2 separate regions of the Homo sapiens genome follow, and region 1 is linked to region 2. A link is a loop called in an ENCODE intact Hi-C map of the cell type or tissue named here. Cell type or tissue: prostate gland. All regions are shown on one strand. Each heading gives the region's core, and the rest is flanking DNA. Links, peaks and the distances in the headings are about the cores only. Region 1 has its middle 380 kb from the start of MAF. Region 2 overlaps WWOX (WW domain containing oxidoreductase).

Region 1 (10,605 bases), core at 1,600-9,599, 150 kb after region 2:
TACTTTGGAATTGTGACAATGTCTCATCTGATGCTGGGCATTCCCTGAGGGACAGTCCATTTTTATAAAGCACCATTTCCCGAGTGCTTACCAAAACGCCTATCTGAAATTCTGTCTTTGTTCATTTAAGACTCACAGCTTTTGTACAAAAAATTAGCCAGGCAAGGTGGCGGGCGCCTGTAGTCCCAGCTACTCCGGAGGCTGAGGCAGGAGAATGGCGTGAACCCGGGGGGCGGAGCCTAAAGTGAGCGGACATCGCGCCACTGCACTCCAGCCTGGGCGACAGCGAGACTCTGCCTCAAAAAAAAAAAAAAAAAAAAAAAAAAAAGACTCACAGCTTTTGAAGTGAATGTTACTGTCCCCTTTTCACCAATGAGCAAACCATTTGAATCGTGGGGTCACCACTTCCTGTGTGACGCTGTGCCACCATTGTACGTCTCCACTCCAAGGCCATTTGTCTCTGACCCCGTTCCCTACTGTCACTCTGCGTCTGTGATCTCCTGTACCTCAGACTTCATTCCTACCGTGCTTTATTTTCAATGTAGGACTTGTTTAGGCTTCTCTAAGCTGAACAAGTGGGAATTCCATTGGTAATTTACCTGAATGTGGCTTTATGTTTATATCCTTTCAATATGATTTGTGATATTGGTTATATAAAAAGTTGTATCATCGTATTTAAATAGAGTTAATCTTGGAAATAACTGGTAACTAATGTTCTGTTAAACAAAATGTACTGCTGTTTTTATTAAAAAATTAAAATTCTTTGGGATGCCAAGGTGGGCAGATCACCTGAGGTCAGGAGTTCAAGACCAGCCTAGCCAACATGGTGGAACCCTGTCTCTACTAAAAATACAAAAATTAGCCGGGTGTGGTGGTGGGCACCTGTAGTCCCAGTTACTCGGGAGGCTGAGGCAGGAGAATTGCTTGAGCCCAGGAGGTGGAAGCTGCTGTGAGCTCAGATGGTGCCAATGCACTCCAGCCTGGGCAACAGAGTGAGACTCCATCTCAAAAAAAAAAAAAAAAAAAGTTAAAGTTAAAATGCATGCCCAGCATTTAAGTTTGGGGGGCAGGATCAGAAAAACACATGTGCCCATAGTCCCACCACTCAAAAGAACCAACTAGTGTAAATACTGTGGTACATTTTTTATGCATTAGAAAATTTGCATGTATCTTGTAGTTTTCATTTTATATAGTTGTGATTATATTCCATATACACCTTGATATATTTCAAACTAAGTAAATTATTTTAAAATAATTTAATGCCTTTATGATCCTGTATCTAGCGAACAGATAGATATATGGTAGTTACTTAATCATTTTTTTATTCTTGGAGAGTTAAAATTTCTACCCTTTACCACCACCATGTTTCATTAATATAAATCGTGGTTTAGTAAATATATTTGTGTAAGATTTGGGGGAACTCTTTATTTTCTTAACATCAGTTCCAAGGAGAATGCTGGGGTCAAACAACATGAAAATATTTAAGGCTCTGGGTAGTTACTGGCAAGATACTTTTTCTGTGCTGCCTACACAGATGGCTTTTATCTCTGCTGCTGGTTTTCTTTGAGAAGAGTAGGTATGTTTCACCCAGGTGGATATGCTGCTGATCAGTTTATTTTCCCCAGATGACCTGCCTGTCTGGCATGCAGCACTGTTAACCTTACCGGGAGATGCCATTAAAGTTCCTGGGTATGCAACTCTCTTTCCCGTCTGGAACCAAGACAGAAGAGGACAGGAGCATTGTGTCAGCGAAATAAAAAAAGGCTGAATGCGGAAAGCAGAAAGAAACAAGCTAAACTTTGGGTCAGCTCGTTTTGCCAGCCTTTTGATAGTGTTCATTGTTCTGCTGCTTCAGAACCTACTGAGAAAGTTCGAAGACTTTCTTGACTGCGTTGGGAAATGTTCAGAATTCTTTGCCTGGTTTGCTAAGACAGAGCTTGCCCTTAAACTTGGTTCCGGGGAATTTTACCTGGTGTGGCCTAGATTTGAAGGACTTTATGATGAAGTACTTGGCTTTGTGCTCTTCTTATTATTGGCTGCCTTCAAACCCACTTTAGGGAGAGAGGCTGAGCAGATCCTCCCTGGGAAAAAATTCAGTCATGTTACCGTTTTCTGAACAAGAATCCAGAACCTTCCAGAAGCCTGTGTAAATCACTCTATGTGTTCCCAAAGCATTCACAGCTCAGCACTTTCAAAATATAGGAGCAGAAGACATGAAAAAAATGAACACTCATACATCTATATCTCATGTTCAATCTGAATAGCAAATATTAATAGTAAAAACCACTGTTTAAAGTATTAAAATCACTATGATCCTTATTAATAATACAAAACAGAGCTTCTTAATCCAGAAATTCAAATTCTAGCAGTTAATCCTAAAACAAGGCAATCTTCATCATCTGGACAGCTGATAAGAGTGTATGTGATTATGTGTGTGTACATGTGCATGAGTGTATGTGATTGTGTATGTGTGTGTGTGCACGTGTGTACGTATACGTGATTGTGTGTGTATGTGTGTGTGTGCATGTATGTGTAGATATCAGGAGTTTCAGAATTCAAAAACCGCATGAACAGACTAATAGATCTGTGAAGTTCTGTTATTAAAAACAATTTAATTATGTTTAACCCTAATCCTTTGAACACAGGCCACTGCTTTGTTTTTGTCTTTGATTTTTTTTCATTAGCTATTTGTTAATACACTTCCCTGGGACACAGACAGAGAAACGTTTTTCTTAAAGCAGTAAAAATAATATCATGAGAAACCGGAGATCAATTTAAATGTCTAACAGTTGGGGCGAAGCTCTCTGACTACCATGAAATAACGTTGTGGGAGAAATTTAATAGAAATGATGTTTAAGACTAACAGCAGATCTCTCGGCAGAAACCCTAAAAGCCAGAAGACCTACAAGCCAGAAGAGAAAGGGGGCCAATTTTCAACATTATTAAAGAAAAGAATTTTCAACCCAGGATTTCATATCCAGCCAAACTGAGTTTCATAAGCGAAGGAGAAATAAAATTCTTTACAGACAAGCAAATTCTGAGCGATTTTATCACCACCAGGCCTGTCTTACAAGAGCTCCTGAAGAAAGCACTAAACATGGAAAGGAACAACTGATACCAGCCACTGCAAAAAGATACCAAATTGTAAAGACCATCAACACTATGAAGAAACTGCATCAACTAATGGGCAAAGTAACTAGCTAGCATCATAATGACAGGATCAAATTCACACATAACAACCCTAAAACTTAAAGTATAATAATAAAAAAAAGAAAACAATATTAACCTTCAATACAAATGGACTAAATGCTCCAATTAAAAGACACAGACTGGCAAATTAGATAAAGAGTCAAGACCCATCCTGTGCTGTATTCAGGAAACCCATCTCACGTGCAGAGACACAAATAGGCTCAAAATAAAGAGATACAGGAAGATTTACCAAGCAAGTGGGAAGAAAAAAAAGCAGGGTTGCAATCCTAGTCTCTGATAAAACAGTTTAAACCAACAAGATCAAAAGAGACAAAGAAGGGCATTACATAATGGTAAAGGGATCAATGCAACAAGAACTAACTATCCTAAATATATATGCACCCAATACCGGAGCACCCAAACTCATAAAGCAAGTTCTTAAAGACCTACAAAGAAACTTAGACTACCACACAGTAATAGTGGGAGACTTCAACACTCCACTGTCAATATTAGACATATCGACGAGACAGAAAATTAACAAGGATATCCAGGACTTGAACTCAGCTCTGGACCAAGCAGATCTAATAGACATTTACAGAACTCTCCACCGCAAATCAACAAAATATACATTCTTCTCAGCACCACATTGCACTTATTGTAAAATTGACCACATAATTGGAAGTAAAACACTACTCAGCAAATGCAAAAGAACGGACAACATAACAGTCTCTCAGACCACAGTGCAATCATATTAGAACTCAGGATTAAGAAACTCACTCAAAACTGCACAACTACATGGAACCTGAACAACCTGCTCCTGAATGACTACTGGGTAAGTAACAAAATGAAGACAGAAATAAAGTTCTTTCAAACCAATGAGAACAAAGACACAATGTAGCAGAATCTCTGGGACACATTTAAACCAGTGTGTAGAGGGAAATTTATAGCACTAAATGCCCACAAGAGAAAGCAGGAAAGATCTAAAATCGACACTCTAACATCACAATTAAAAGAACTAGAGAAGCAAGAGCAAATAAATTCCAAAGTTAGCAAAAGACAAGAAATAACTAAGATCAGAGCAGAACTGAAGGAGATAGAGACACAAAAAACCCTTCAAAAAATCAATGAATCCAGAAACTGGTTTTTTTGCAAAGATCAACAAAATACACCACTAGCCAGATTAATAAAGAAGAAAAGAGGGAAGAATTAAATAGACTCAATAAAAAATGATAAAGGGGATATCACCACTGATCTCACAGAAATACAAACTACCATCAGAGAATACTATAAACACCTCTGTGCAAATAAACTAGAAAATCTAGAAGAAATGGATAAATTCCTGGACATATACACCCTCCCAAGACTCAACCAGGAAGAAGTCAAATCCCTGAATAGACCAATAACAAGTTCTGAAATTGAGGGAGTAATTAATAGCCTACCACCCAAAATAAGTCCAGGACCAGAGGGATTCAAAGCCAAATTCTACCAGGAGTACAAAGAGGAGCTGGTACCATACCTTCTGAAACTATTGCAAACAATAGGAAAAGAAGGAATCCTCCTTAACTCATTTTATGAGGCCAGCATCATCCTGATACCAAAACCTGGCAGAGACACAACAAAAAAAGAAAATTTGAGGCCGATATCCCTGATGAACATTGCTGCGAAAATCCTCAATAAAATACTGGCAAACCGAATCCAGCAGCACATCAAAAAGCTTATGCACCACGATCGAGTCAGTTTTATCCCTGGGATGCAAGGCTGGTTTAACATATGCAAATCAGTAAACGTAATCCATCACATAAACAGAACGGATGATAAAAACCACATGATTCTCGCAATAGATGCAGAAAAGGCCTTCAACAAAATTCAACAACCCTTCATGCTAAAACTCTCAATAAACTAGGTATTGATGGAACGTATCTCAAAATAATAAGAGCTATTTTTGACACACCCATAGCCAATATCATACTGAATGGGCAAAAACTGGAAGCATGCCTTTTGAAAACCTGCACAAGACAAGGATGCCCTCTCTCACTGCTCCTATTCCACATAGTATTGGAAGTTCTGGCCAGGACAATCAGACAAGAGAAAGAAATAAAGGGTATTCAATTAGGAAAAAAGGAAGTCAAATTGTCTCTGTTTACAGATGACATGATTGCATATTTAGAAAACCCTATCGTCTCAGCCCAAAACCTCCTTAAGCAGATAAGCAACTTCAGCAAAGTCTCAGGATACAAAATCCATGTGCAAAAATCACAAGCATTTCTATACACCAATAATAGACAAACAAGAGAGCAAAATCATGAGTGAACTCCTATTCACAATTGCTACAAAGAGAATAAAATACCTAGGAACACAACTTACAAGGGATTATGAAAGACCTCTTCAAGGAGAACTACAAACCACTGCTCAAGGAAATAAGAGAGGACACAAACAAATGGATAAACATTGCATGCTCATGGGTAGGAAGAATCAATATTGTGAAAATGGCCATACTGCCCAAAGCAATTTATAGATTCAGTGCTATCCCCATCAAGCTACCACTGACTTTCTTCACAGAATTAGAAAAAACTACCTTAAATTTCATATGGAACCAAAAAAGAGCCCACATAGCCAAGACAATCCAAAGCAAAAAGAGCAAAGCTGGAGGCATCATGCTGCCTGACTTCAAAGGATACTACAAGGCTACAATAACTAAAAAGCATGGTACTGGTGCCAAAACAGATATATAGATTAATGGAACAGAACAAAGGCCTCAGAAATAGCACCACAAAACTACAACCATCTGATCCTTGACAAACTTGAGAAAAACAAGCAATGGGGAAAGAATTCCCTATTTGATAAATGGTGTTGAGAAAACTGGCTAGCCATATGCAGAAAACAGAAACTGGAACCCTTCCTTATGCCTTATACAAAAATTAACTCAAGCTGGATTAAAGACCTAAACATAAGACCTAAAACCATAAAAACCCTAGAAGAAAACCTAGGCAACACCATCCAGGTCATAGGTATGGGCAAAGACATATGGGCAAAGACTTCATGACTAAAACAGCCAAAGCAATGGCAACAAAAGCCAAAATTGAGAAATGGGATCCAATTAAACTAAATAGCTTCTTCACAGCAAAAGAAACTATCATCAGAGTGAACAGGAAACCTACAGAATGGGAGAAAATTTTTGCAATCTATCCATCTGACAAAGGGCTAATATCCAGAATCTACAAAGAACTTAAACAAATTTACAAGAAAAAAAACCACACAACCCCATCAAAAAGTGGGCAAAGGATATAAACAGACACTTCTCAAAAGAAGACATTTATACAGTCAGCAAACATATGAAAAAATGCTCATCATCACTGGTCATTAGAGAAATGCAAATCACAAACACAATGAGATACCATCTCACACCAGTTAGAATGGTGATCATTAAAAAGTCAGGAAAGAACAGATGCTGGAGAGGATGTGGAGATATAGGAACACTTTTACACTGTTGGTGAGAGTGTAAATTAGTTCAACCATTGTGGAAGACAGTGTGGCAATTCCTCAAGGATCTAGAACTAGAAATACCATTTGACCCAGCAATCCCATTACTGGGTATATACCCAAAGGATTATAAATCATTCTACTATAAAGACAAATGCACACGTATGTTTATTGCAGTACTGTGCACAGTAGTAAAGACTTGGAACCAACCCAAATGCCCATCAATGATAGACTGGATAAAGAAAATGTGGCACATATATACCATGGAATACTATGCAGCCATAAAAAAGGATGAGTTCATGTCCTTTGCAGGGACATGGATGAAGCTGAAAACCAACATTCTCAGCAAACCAACACAAGAACAGAAAACCAAACACTGTACGTTCTGACTCATAAGTGGGAGTTGAACATTGAGAACACACGGACAAGGGAGGGTAACATCACATACCAGGGCCTGTCAGGGGGTGGGGTGTTAGGGGAGGGATAGCATTAGGAGACATACCTAATGTAGATGACGGGTTGATGGGTGCAACAAACCACCATGGCATGTGTATACCTATGTAAAAACCTGCATGTTCTGCACATGTACCCCAGAACTTAAAGTATATAAAAAAATTTAAAAACAAAATGTTTATAACCTATTAGATGAAAAATGTACGTTATAAAAGTTGGTAGGGTATGATCCCATTTTTGTTAAACCTACATTCATGACTTTGTACCTACAAATACGTATTGAGAGAAAAAATGAATGAAAAAGTGCTAATAATGTTTATCTCTGGGTAGAGGACATGTGGATGACATTTTTTTCTTAGGCTCATCTATATTCCCCACATTTTCTATGATAAAGGTATGCTCTAATAGTTTTTAAAAAGTAAAATTTAGAAAAATGATGACAAAATATGCCAGTGCTTGTAAAACATGCCCAGCTGCCTTATTGAGTATTATAGCACGGCTGTGAGCTGACTCAGGTCCAGTCATGGAGCCTCCAGAAAGTACTCTTGAGTTGACATACTGACAGAAATGGAATGGCTTGTAAGTTTCCCAGGAACAGGATGGGGAACCTTAGGGCTACATGGCACCAAGAAACATATATTTGAAAAAAATAAAAGCAGGTGGATTATTTTGGGTCACTTAATTGTTTCAAAATAACTGGCTGGGCCAGTTAATCCCAGCCCTTTGGCAGGCTAAGGCAGCAGGATCCTTTCAGTCCAGGAGTTTGAGATGAGCCTGGTCTCAACCCCATCTCTACAAAAGTCTGGTCTCAAATCCCGTCTCTACAAAAAATTATCCAGGCATGGCGGCACACACCTGTGGTCCCAGCTACTCAGGAGGCTGAGGTAGGGGGATCGCCTGGGCCTGGGAGGTCAAGACTGCAGTGAGCCTTGATTGTGCCACTGCACTCTAGCCTGGGGGACAGAAGGATACCCTGTCTCACACAAACAAACAAACAAAACAAAACAACTGGCTGGTTGTCTGAATTACCTTTCATTGCTGTGTGTGTATGAACACCATCTCCCTGTGACTTTGGCCAGGTCAGTATTCAACAAGAGACTTTTTTTCCACTTGAGTTTGACATTCTGCCATGGTCGAGTAACGGTACTGTAATTGTTTAGCTCCTCATGTCTCCACCTCAGTGCACTCCTATTAACCTTGAACATTCATGCCCAGATTTTGCCACACCCAGAGTATGGATATATGACAAACCCCATTCTACGTTTTGTTTTATTACTACTTGCTAAAAATTTGAACTAAATGATAAGCTGAAGTATTGATTTTTTTTTTGCCCATCTCATCTCTGCTACTATAAAGTTTTTAAACATTGGAAAACAAAATAATACATTTTACGCTACTCTAAACAAATATCCTCATCAAAAAAACCTGAAATATTTAGACTTAAAAAATATCAGCAATGTCAATATAACTGTTGAGTGGAGAGAAATCCTGGGTGTAGACCACAACTTCTTTCTTGGAATCTGAGAATAATACCTTTTCAGAAAAATCTTTGAGACAGGGTCTTTCTCTGTCACACAGGCAAGACTGCTATGGCACAATTATAGCTTACTGTTACCTTGAACTCCTGCGCTCAAGCGATCCTCTCACCTGAGCCTCCCAAGTAGCTAGGACTATAGGCACGCACCACCACACGCAGCTAAGTACTTAGTTTTTGTAGAGATAAGGTCTTGCTATGTTGCCCAGGCTGGTCTCCAACTCCTAGCCTCAAGTGATCCTCCTGCTTCTGCCTCCCAAAGGGAGGTTGGGATTATAGGTATAAGCCACCTTGCCCAGCCACATTATTTTTGAACTTTAAAGTTATTTCATGACTTGTGTAACAACTATTTGAAGGGAAAGAATGAAAAATATGCCATCTACAAGGAAAGCGTGAATACCTAAGAAACATCCAAATAATTCACCCATTAACTATCAGTCTAAATGAGGGCAAGGTGGGTCTGATCTCCTAATAATATCACATGTGCTTCATTCATAAAATCAAGAAAGAATGGCTTCACTAGATCCTGCTCTGACTTTAATCCCAGGACAGGAAATGCACTGATAATTCTCAAAGCTTTGGATAGGAAAGCTTCACAAATTGGCCTGGATCCATTTCTGTGGCTGTGAGTCTTCACACATTGATCTTCCTGATCCCTGAGCCCCTGCCGGTGTTTCCTCACTGGCTCATGCCCTTTTCAATGGTTGGCACCTTTGATCATAAATGTTTCCACAGGTACACAAAGACAGGCATGAAAGATAGAGGAAAAGAGCTCTCTGCCTATATTTGTTATGGTTGAAAATTCAGATGTTTCTCCTCTGTTTCCACTTAGGCTGAGTTACAAGGTAATTTGCTCAGGAAGACGAATATAATGGTGGTGGGGGGTTAGGGCAGGGGGAGGTCCGCTCAGGGTTTCCACCAAGGGTGCAGGTTTAACAGAAGCCAGAATGGGAGGATCATGTACATAGACTACAGTGAGAATGGTACCCCAGTTCCTCCCTCCAGCAACATCAGCCTGCACCAGTCTGAGACAGGGCACGGTGGGGAATGAGGGGCCAAGATGGGCTTTCATCGTTAACACACATCCATCAGAGCACAATTCTTCTTGGAGCAAAAGATACAGCACAGTAGAAAAAGCCCAATCAGCCACATTCTAATCCCCTTCTCACCCACGGAGCTGTGTGATCCTGGCAAATCATGTGTCCTCTCAGAGCTTCTTCCTTCAAACATAGACCCCCCCCAACACCCAGGTCACACGAACTTTCTCCTTCTGAGGATAAAGGCCACAGCCGGAATTTAGTAACATTAATTTTAAAACCCTCATCTCCAGGCCAGAAAAGCCTCTCCCAACCCCTTGGAAACGGGTTTTGATGGCACCACCAAGACAGCAGGGTCAGTGACTCACGGATTTGGGGGATGGCCTTGTGGGCGCGAGGCTCCTCCGGAAAGCAGGCATTGTGCAGGGTGTCTCTTTGATGGTCTTTTAAAGAGCTTTCCCTGTTAGCTAGAGCAGTTTCACCTTCAGATAGAGCTGCCTTTCCGTTGTCCGTGGAATTCACTGCACATTTCGAGGGACCGCCTGTCCTGGCAGAGAGCAAGGGACTCATAAAAGTGTCAGAACATTATGAACAGCCCGAAGATGGGCTGTGAGCGGGGATAAGTGAAGCGCGGCGTGGAGGCCGTTCGGTAACTCCATCCATCTGTGGACAGGGGCGTGAGGACAAGGCGAACAGACTCGTGGCGAGCAGCACCTGGGCAAGCCAGCAGGTGCTTGAGCCACGGGGCTGGCTCCTCGTTGAGCTATCTAGAGGAGTGCACCGAGCAAAGCGCCTGCTGAAAATACTTTGTACCTCCGGGATTCCTTCTCTTCACTTCGAAGTGAAAGATGCGGAGTTTAATCCTAACCTAGTGGTGAGAGGGTCCTAAATTCCCTTCCTCGTAGAATGACC
Region 2 (10,605 bases), core at 1,637-9,636:
CTTTGCCCTATGCCCAGGGATGAGTGAGGACTGCCAGCCCGTGGGGCTAGAAGCAAGATGGAGTCAGCTATGCTGTCATATTCCTCTTATGGTCACAATTTCACAAAGGTGGCTTCATTCTCATGACCATTGCTCCCAGGCATTGTTCTTGAATACCTTAGAAAGTTTCATTAGCTCATGTCTCTCCTCTTTGTACCACCTTCCAACATTTCCCTACTGCCTTGGACATTAAAGTCCAAATCCAGTCTGTTCATCATGATCTGTGGAGCCTTTGATAATCGCAGCCTCCAGCTTCTCCTTCACACCTGTCTCCTGTCTCCTGCTTTTTCTTTTTGTGCACTGCCCAAGAACCTTTTCATCTACTAATCTTTGAGTTTGCCGTCCTCTCTTCCTAAATCACTCCCCTCCCTCCACTGTTCCACGTGGGACGTTCCTTCCAGAGAGGCCTCCCTTAAGCCCACCTTCCATACCTCCTCTGGTTATCCTCAGTCATGAGGCCCTGCTTCCTCCCGCACACTGAGCACAGGCAGTACCTGCTTTACTCATGTACTTGTTTATTATCTGTGTCACCCAGTGGGACATAGTAGACTCCATCAGGGCTGGGAAGGAATCTGCCTTCGTCACCATTTTGACATCATTATCAAGTGCGCAATTAGGCTCACAGTTGAGCTCAACATAGGATCTGTGGAAGGAAAGAAGGACAGAAGGAAGGAAGGGGGAAGGGAAGAAGGGAGGAAGGGAGGGAAGGAAGGAGGGAATAATTTCCAGGAAGCCTCATTGGATTTCTTTCCCCCTTATTTCTGAAAGCTCACCTCTTTACAGCTGGCAAGGCCAGCAGAACTGAACAATAGAGCCGGATTAAGCAAGCATTCAGGTGCCCACTTAATTCAATCGGCGAATTTGCATTTCTCAGGCTCTGTGCCATGAGAGCCTGCCGCCTCAAGGGACCACCTGCCTTCTACCAGAAGGACTTTGCTCCTTGGAGAATTTCCCTCTGGCAATGGTCCAGGTCAAACGAGGTACCATACAAATGTGGCTTGTCACCATTTTCCAGTTTAACTTTCTCAAGCCTTGGCTGCCTCGATTTCATTCCAGACTACAGTAGCAGCTGAAAAGGTAGCTACCATTGCAGTCGAAGACACTGGCAGATGGGACTGGCTTGTTGGCAGAGATGGCAGAGATGGCAGAGATATGAACTATCTCTGAAAGGGCATTCTGCATGCCACAGTTAAGTGCTCTGTTGAAGGACGGCTCTGGAAGGGAGCATCCGCGAAATGAATAAGAAGGTGGTTATTAGTGAGGTCTCCCTGAAAGGAGCATAGCTGGATGCAATCCTTGGAGGCCCTGTCTAGGGCCTGTCTGGGGCTCCAGCTTTCATAGGGCCGGCCATCCCCTTTGCTCTGGGTGAGATCTGTCTTTGCTTCTGGTGATTCTGATATTCACTATCGAGAACGATTGCTTTAAAACACATCAGATCAAAGTTTTCTAAAATCAGAGTAAAAGCTAAAACCTTTGCAAGGTCCTGCATGACTTGAGTCCCTGTTCCTCCCTTGACATCAAAATGGCTGTTGTCTGCTCTCGCTCTCTCTCTTTCTCTCTCTCTGCTTCAGCTGTCCTGACCTCCTTGACCTTTCTTAAAAACTTTATGAAAACTCCACGTTTGGGCTTCCCTCCACCTGAGATGCTCTTCTCGGCTCCTGTGAGGGCTACCCCTTTACCCTTTATAGTGTCTGCCCGGACATCTCCTCACTAGAGACCTTCCCTGACCACTGCCACATGGAATAGTACTAATACTTCATGCTCATCCTCTGCCTGCCCTGGGTTTTTAATTTGTGCGTGTGGGTGGGGTGGGGGGCGGGGGGGGGCACTTATCACCACCTGCATATTATGCTTTTGTGCATTTCAGGTTGGTCTTTCCCGCAAGAAGGTAAACTCATCTGCAGCTGTATTCGCTGTGCCTATGGTAGTGCCTGGCAAATGCACAGAAGTGGGTATTACTGAGGACTTTGTGGTTCGAATGGAATGAGTGTGCTGCTGACAGTGTTGCGAGTCATCTGCAAATGAAAAGTCCTTCCTTCTCTTCCCTTCTGGAACCTTCCAAAGAGGCTAGCCTCCTGAGAGGGCGTCTCCTGGGAATGCCTGTGATCCAGGCAAGGCACCTAAATCAGCCAATAAATAATTAGTTTTGAGAAAAAAGCCTGCACAAAAGCAGAACTCACAGATTTTCTCATTGATCTTCCTGCCTTTGCCTTGGCCATGGTCAGTCTTTGGGGCTATTAGCTGCATGTACAAGTGCACAGGGGATGGGAGGGGGGCTCCGGAAGATCCCTAACCCATTGTGGACACACCATTTATGTTAGTGGAATCTGGTAAGAGTGATTGAGGAGAGAGCATTGGGTGAATGACCCTGTAATCCTTATAAAAATAGTAGCAACGGTAACTAATGATGTTTATGAACTGCCTAAGAATGCCATGACTGTGTCAAGCACTTCCCATAACTAGCTCATGTAAAGCCTGTAACCATCTTGGGGGTGAGGACAATTATGTCCCATTGTGTTATGTGTCTGTGTTTGCAGGAGTTGTTCAGTGGTAAGGTGCAGTCAGGACTTAAACCCGTGTTCCTGAGAGTAGCTCTGTGCTGCCTGACACACTCCTTCCTCCTGAATGCACAATCATATGTTCACGTGCCACATGGTTTTCAGAAAGCACTGCACGTGTAGGAAGCTCAAGACAGAGACGTGGCTGGTCACGGTGGCTCATGCCTGTAATCTCAACGCTTTGGGAGGCTGAAGCAGGAGGATCACTTGAGCCTAGGAGTTCGAGACCTGGGCAACATGGTGAGACCCCCATCTCTACAAACAACAACAACAAAAAAAAAAATTAGCCAGGCGTGGGGGTGCATGCCTGTGCTCCCAGCCACTCAGGAGGCTGAGGTGGGAGGATGGCTCGAGCCCAGGAGGCCAAGGCTGCAGTGAGATATGACCTCACCACTGCCCTGCAGCCTGAGCTATAGAGCCAGAACTTGTCTCAAAAAAACCCAATAATAATAATAATAATAATAATAATAATAATAATAATAATAAAGAAAGCGAGAGAGGAGGTAGGGAATGAATGCCGAAAGTGGTTCCTTGGGTCTGATGCCCACGCTTAACCGATTCCCAGCCAAACATTTCACAGTTGTCTTACGCACAGGCGTAAGATATGCATCTATCTTGGTGTGCACCTGAGAAGTAGTTATGTCTAAGTTTCCGACTTGACTTGGTAGAGTCATTTGATCAGTAAAGCGCAGAGCAGATGAACTACCTGGAAAGAAAGTGCCGGAACTCCCCACGTGTGACATCTCACTTCGGGGAAAGGTGGGCCCTGCGCTGCGCTTGGCGAAGGTAAATGCACCTGGGTATCCTCTTGACCTGGAATGGTGGAAAATAAAGAAAACTTCAGCATGTAGCAAGTAGTTGTGAGTACGATTAATGCTGTTTAGAGTTGCCAGTTCTCTTACGCACTCAGCGAAGGCCGTGTGGCTTCGCATTAATCACCACCAAGCCAACATGAGCTTCCAGCAAAAGAGCCCAGTGATTGGGAACAAATTCAAAACAGCTTTATTTCATTGACAGACAGGACCTTTTTGTTAAACTGTGGTTTAAAGACCTTTACATCTCTGTCTTGTTCACACGTTACTGTAGTCATTTACGTAAACTTAGGAACTAAGAACCGACTTATTTATCACAACCTATTGGCAGGAAAAGGGTCACATAAAAAAGAATCTTTATTGGTAGGTTTTTTTTTTTTTTTAAAGCTAATAAACAGTGCTAGTGGAAAGTATGCTGTTATCAACCATTATTGAAGTAAGTGGGTTTCTGGACTGAAAAAAAATAAAGAAAACATCTAAATGTCAGTGTGCAAATAGAAAGTAGCAGTCAATTAAATGAGGCAGTGTGTGGTCACCATAGATGGCCAATGTCTGTGTTATTAGGGAAAGAAGAGAAGCCGGGAAGGAGGAGGAGGTTTCTGGGGTTAACCTGTGTTTTGCTAACTGGTGTTAGTTAGTCTCAGATAAGAGCTCTATGTAAACCAACTTTGGCCCAAATTGACTCATTGAAAAACACCTTGTTTCAAATTTTTTCCCCCTCTATGACCAAAAAGTTACCCAAACCTTTGTGTCACATATTTAAGGATGTTCAAGGCAACCAATTAGTATTCAAGCATTTAGAATTATTTTGAAACATCTTCTGTGAAAAACAATTTATTTCCTATTCCAAAATAAATGCAGAATATTCCTAATATAGTTTGATAGTTCCTCCTCAAGACTTATCATTCAAAGATTGGGCAAATTGACTTGAAAGAGAAAAGTTAAGCTATTTCCCTAATACCAAGGCAATGCAGGTCAGCTGCAGTGCCTAATGTTTATAAAACTTGTAAATGTTGAAACCCACACTTGGTCTGAGAGAACATCATGCTCCAGTTTGTTCTTAGGAATGTGTTTCTGATGTGTGTGTGTGTGTGTGTGTGTGTGTGTGTGTGTGTGTTTTCCAGAAACCAACTGGGAAGGGCCCTAAGCTGAGATTACTGTTGAGAAGTAAATTGTGCTTTTAAAGTGTCCTCCAGCAAAATGGTCTCCTGGCTGTCTTTGGAAATGACGTATCAGTCCAGATGCCCTTTTTCTTGATGGATTGCTAGGATTTTTACTCACCACCGATGGAAAATTCTCATAGTCTGGAAGGGTGGAGCGTCTGCCTTCTATCATGATTGTACACAGATGAGCAAAGCTCCTTGGCAATGAGTGAGGCAGACGGGCAGTCAGGTTCGGACTGGTGCAGCAGGTAGGCTGCTGCTAGGGAGGAAGGAAGAGGCACAGAAGTTCAGGGCGTGAGAGGGTATGCGAGAGATGTCAACAATCCAGGAGCTGGCTTGCTTCTTCCTTTAGTCAGTGGTGCAAGCTTCAAGTGGATAATTCAAATGAATCAATGGAAAGGCCTCTTTTAACATTTGATTTGTTTCTTCAAAGAACACAGATGAAGTTTTTCTCATCTCTTTAGATTAGTGATTCTATATTGGTGAGGGAGTGGAAGAGAAATGTGGGTGTGTTGACTATATTCTCCACAGAAACTTTTTGAAGTAGCATCGTCACTCAGCACAGAACATTTTGACAATACACTTCCAGGGCAGGTGGTTTCTTACTATGTCCCTCCCTACCCCCACATACTTTGGGACTCAGAATGTAGGGAGTGTACTCTCGAGGGATGCAGCCCATACGTGAATGCATGGAGGCAGCATATAAGGTTGCAAAGCACTGACCTTCTCTTTTTATGATTCCCATTTATTCCATAGACTGTGAAGTCTGCCTGTACATTTCCAGGCTAGCAGTTTTTAATCAAATGTATGATCACTTTCTTCTGATGAACACAGTTAAGGGGCTTTGTTGTTCAGGTGAGTCTCACATTGTACTCCTCTCCTAAGAGCATTTATTATTACTTGCTACATACATTTTTGACAACCTGACAATGACTTTTTTGTCTTAATTTGGAGAAAACATACTCTGAGCTTTTGAAGTTGGTGTACTTGTTAAAGGAAGCCAGAAAAGCTTTTCAACCATTTGAGAGGGTGTGAAATACAGAAGGGGTTGTGCGTTTCTTCCCCCCTCATCTCTTAGAGCCCTGTTACCCAAGAGAGTTCACCAATTACCCAAACCAAGTTTCATTTTGTTTTCTCTCTAGTTTGAAAACTGTTTTTATTGCTTCAACTCTCCTTGTCTAGGAGAGCTGTTTCAGGTTTTTAGAGTCCTAAGAAAGGCTTCACTGGCTCTCTGCCAGCCTCCTGTCCCATTACACGCTCAGGCTTGTAGTCAGTTACTCTCTGCTGGTTTTGCTAAACCACTCTTGGGTCTTTCTTGGCCTCCTGCCCCGCATTCCCCTTCACGTTGTAAACGTAGCTTTTTAAGTTGGTCCCTTGATTGCTTCAAGTAATTGATCTGTTGGCCTAAAAATGAGTGGCTCTGATTCAGAGGTAGGAGTTAAACCAGATTCTGCCTAGGGACAAGTGTGTTGGGAGCTCTGCTTCTCTGGAGACAATGGTCAGCAGTGTTGCAACCAACTCCATGTCTGGTGCACCAGATGGTCTCATTGGGTGGTAGGGTGGCCAAACCTTGTGTGAGCTGGCTCACTTGTTCATTCATTCATTCGTTTACTCGTTCTTTTTTGTATTAGCTTAAAAATGCTTATACGCCGGCCATGGTGGCTCATGCCTGTAATCCTAGCACTTTGGAAGGCAGAGGCGGGAGGATTGCTTGAGTCTAGGAGTTTGAGACCAGCTTGGCCAAAACAGTGAGACTCCATCTCTACAAAAAAAGAAAAATAAATTAGTTAGGCATGGTAGAGTGTGCCTGTAGTCCTAGCTACTCAGGAAGCTGAGATGGGAGGATTGCTTGAGCCTAGGGGGTTGAGGCTGCAGTGAGCTATGATCATACCACTGCAATCTAGCCTGAGTAACAGAATGAGACTGTCCCCCCAACCCCCCAAAAACAGAAAACAGTATTCCTATCATATGCATTCTCAACTCTGCAGAGGTCCTGGGTCACATTTCCTGCAAAGTTGCACTGCCTCCCATAGGCATGAGACCTCCACATGGACAGAATTTCATGAGTGTTCACCTTGGTGTTGCTACTTTGCAACATAGACTTGAAGATTCAGAGAGGAGATGTGGTAAGAGTTTATTTCTGGACAGAGAAAAGCTACACCATTCATCTAGATCTCATTAATCTGTATTCATTTTGACATGCTTTTCTGCAGTTGACGTTTTTATTTATTAAGCGCTTTACAAGATATTCAGTATCATTATCGAAGCTATAATTATTAATGATCAAAGTTAGCAGTACTTGTTTTAGCTGTCATCTTCATCATCACCATCACCATCACCATCGTCATCATCAGGGCCACAACAGCCTCTTCTTTTCTCTTAAATCTTCCAGCAATTCTTCAACTTTGCCTGTATATTTATCATACAACATAATCCTAGTATTTAGTAAATGCTTGGTCTTTGATTTCTTATTTTCAAATGCATGTCTTTAGAACCAGAATGTGTGTAGCTGTTTTCTGGCCTGAATTTGGGCTGAGATGATGAGAAGTTTAGTTGCCACTTTCAGCTAAGTGGAAGTGTTTTCCCCATTTGGACTCCGGGTCATTGACAAACGTCATCACTGTTTTTAGTTGAAATGTGCTTCCATGTGGCTGTTCATCAGCACACCCATATCTAGACGTGTGCTAGCCTCAGTGAGAGTTGCAGAATCTGTGTATTCATTTCCTTTATCTAGAAATCCTCATTATGGTACATAAAAGAGCTTTCTATCGCTTTTTTACATTATAGTAGTTATTCGTTATTATTATTATTATTATTATTATTATTATTATTATTATTACTGAGACACCGTTTTACTCTCTCTTTGCCCAGGCTGGAGTGAAATGGCACGATCGCAGCTCACTGCGACCTCCACCTCTTGGGTTCAAGTGGTTCTTCTGCCTCAGCTTCCTGAGTAGCTGGGATTACAGGTGCACGCCGCCATGCCCGGCTACTTTTTGTATTTTTAGTGGAGACAGGGTTTCACCATGTTGGCCAGGCTGGTCTCAAACTCCTGACCTCAGGTGATCCACCCAACTCGGCCTCCCAAAGTGCTGGGGTTTCAAGCATGAGCCACCGCGCCTGGCTTTGTTATTATAGAGTTATATGGATTTATCATTTTAGGTGGAGATTTGAGTTTATGTCTCCTACAGACAGCCGTAGACTTTGTTTCATTTTAAGATCAGTGTTGCAGACACTGCTGAGTGTCTTCAAATGTCTGTTCTCCCTTTATTACCTACTAATAAAATACCTAATTTTCAACAGCCTGGGAAGAGACTATATTTCCCTGCTTGCCTTTGCAGCTAGAGTGATCCTTTGATGAAGTTCTAGTAAATGGGACGTTAGCAGAACTGTCGTATCTCAGGGCTTCCGTAGGGTTTATAACTGATCCACTGAGAGATAAGTTGAGAGCTTGAGAGTCAACCTTTAGAAAAGTTCGTAACTATTTGTCAAAATTAAGCTTATGTCTGTTCCAGGTAGTAATTTTAAAATGGGCTTATATTTTGTATGTCCTTTTTAATTTCCTTTTTCTAGCAATTCTCAATGTTTTTTTAAAATCTCTTCTGGAGGAGGGTACCCTTCACAAAGTTATTTGCCAAAGGTCTGAGGAAAAAAAAAGCCTTTCACCATGGTTAGTTCGAGAAGCACAGCAATACAGTACTTCTGCTACGAGTGTATACAGGCTGAGGATGGGTGCTTTGTGGCCCTTTTCTTTTACCGGCTGACTAGAATGTTGACGTTAAAGCAGTTAGAGTTCGAGCAGGCAACTCCGACCCCAAGTTGGAGCTGTGTGTTGAAGATAGAAGAGCAAATATGTGGAAGGAACCTGGATTTCTATTTTTTTAAAAAATATAATAAATCATCCAGCCCCAAATGTCAGGAACCTGGGTTTCTAATGATGGTTGGCTGTCACCCCCATTTCCCACACTTTAAATGAGAGAAGTAAACATCTGACTTCCTAAAACCACCGTTGTCACTCAAAGCCGAATCTCATCCTGACTGAAATGTCACTAGTCCTTTTTTTTTTTTTTTTTTTTTTTTTTTTTTTTTGGTCATATTTTCTCCATTTGGAGAGGCTGGCTGACCCATCAATGGGCAGTGTGGGGGAATGGAGAGACCTGGGATTTTGGGGACAACAGTGACCATGAGGGGATCTCTACACTCCTACTTGGAAATGGAGTAGCATTCTACACTTAAGTATCTCCCTTTATAAGCTAGGAATACTAAGAACCTAAGAGTCTCCATGAGGATTAGATGAGGTAATGTTTGTAAAGAATCTGAGATATAGTAAGTTGATCAGCATATGTTATTTATCCTCTTCTTCCCTCTACAAAGATAACTAAGCTGAGATAGCCTAACTCCCCCAGCTCAGAAAATAGCAAGTTATTTGCAAAATCAAATGCTGATGTAACCATTTCCATTCTGAACTCAGAAAATGGAGATAAATCTCTTGCAAGGCTTTTGATTTTAGTTTTTAGATACAGAACCTTTAAAAAAAAAGAAAAATAAACGTTTTGCCAAAGTGTAGTATATACAACAGATGTGAGGGAAGGACATTGTTTTAAGTGGGAAACGTCAGCTCTCTCAACTTCTACACATTCGACTATTCCCTACTCCTCAGTGACCCCAAAGACCCCAGAGAAACTCAGTATGAAAAATCACTATGGAAGTGCAATAGTTATTACTTTGTTTGGAATTCACTACAACACTGTTTCTCAAAATATAATTCCTGAGTCACTTGGAAGATTACAACCAACTGAATTAGAATCTCTGGAAGGCATCCTAAGAGTCTGCATTTGTATGAAGCTTCCCAGGTGGTTCTGCTCAGCCCTAAGTTTGAAAACTACTGGCAGAATAGTAGCAGAGTTACTTATTCTACATTCGTTTTTTAACCCATTGTAAAAATCATACATGTATGTTCAAGACACCGGCAGATCACAGGAAGGGAAAAAAAATCACTTATGCTTCCACCACCTTAACCTAGAAACCTTTAGGACTTTTCAGTACTTCCTTTCTGTCTTTTTCCCCTATACCTAAGTTTTTATTTACAATATAGTTGTAGCCATATGATTGTTGCTTTCATTGTTGCTTACATGTGTTAAATAATTTTGTCTCTGTATAATAACAACCTCTGGCGATTTTTCCTTTCTCTCTCTCTCTTTTTTTTTTTCTTTTGTTTAGACGGAGTCTTGCTCTGTCACCCAGGCTGGAGTTTAGTGGCATGATCTTGGCTCACTGCACCCTCCGCCTTCTGGGATCAAGTGATTCTCCTGCCTTAGCCTCCTGAGTAGCTGGGACTATAGGTGTACATCACCACACCTGGCTACTTTTTGTATTTTTAGTAGAGATGGGGTCTCATCTGGTGATTTTTCAAGTAAGGTAATGGAAGCAAGAGAGGTTTACATACATGGTGTACATATACCTCGGCAGCCTGTTTCCTTCCCTTATAACTATCTCAAAAAAACATATTAAGTTATTTTTCAGAATTATGTTTTTTCCTGTTGCTTTTGACTGTAAAGGGCAGACTTAAATTTAGTTAACATCTGCTCTAACGTTGGATCATGTGTGGAGTCCCCAGTTTTCAACATTAAAAATAAAGTATTTGTTGAAGTGGGGTTTTTTTCTTCTTACAGTATATGTAGAACCATTTTCTTGAAAATGTTTCTTAGAAATTTGTTACTTAGAAGATTTGAGCCAATGATACATTGCCGAGATTTGTAAGAGTAAGACCAGCCTACGCTGAGTATTATTTTCTCAAAGGAATATTATGAGGCACATCCCATCTTCATATCAGGGAACAAACTGTCACATTTTAGTGAAATCTGTGGGTTATGTGTGACCACACACAGTGTCGTGTTTGCTCCCTTTACAGAAATCTAAGTAAAAGAATCACTTTTTCCTAGTATCTGGATGACTTGATTTCTTACTATCTTGGGCCTTCTTGGAAACCCTGAAATGTAGCCTTTTCATCTTAATTCACAAAGTGTTCATTCT

Evidence for each region. Hi-C counts contacts between places; a loop is a spot of excess contacts. Peaks named below come from ENCODE experiments on the same cell type or tissue, not always from the same donor. Only the 100,000 strongest peaks of a DNase experiment are listed, where the experiment ranks them.
Region 1: a loop joins it to region 2, with 1.9 times the contacts of the local background. A loop is called at or near these places in 1 of 110 quality-filtered maps.

Annotation. Positions count from the first base shown.
Region 1 is chr16:79,219,249-79,229,853 of GRCh38, forward strand. It overlaps a transcript of MAF not described here. Among named protein-coding and RNA genes, the nearest start is that of MAF, 380 kb to the right of the region's middle. In prostate gland, for the core only: no CTCF peak of the experiment used is centred there; no DNase peak of the experiment used is centred there.
Region 2 is chr16:79,065,782-79,076,386 of GRCh38, forward strand. All of the region lies in intron 8 of WWOX (WW domain containing oxidoreductase), which reads left to right. Among named protein-coding and RNA genes, the nearest start is that of MAF, 530 kb to the right of the region's middle. In prostate gland, for the core only: no CTCF peak of the experiment used is centred there; a DNase peak (open chromatin) is centred at 5,830; H3K27ac peaks cover 1,686 bases.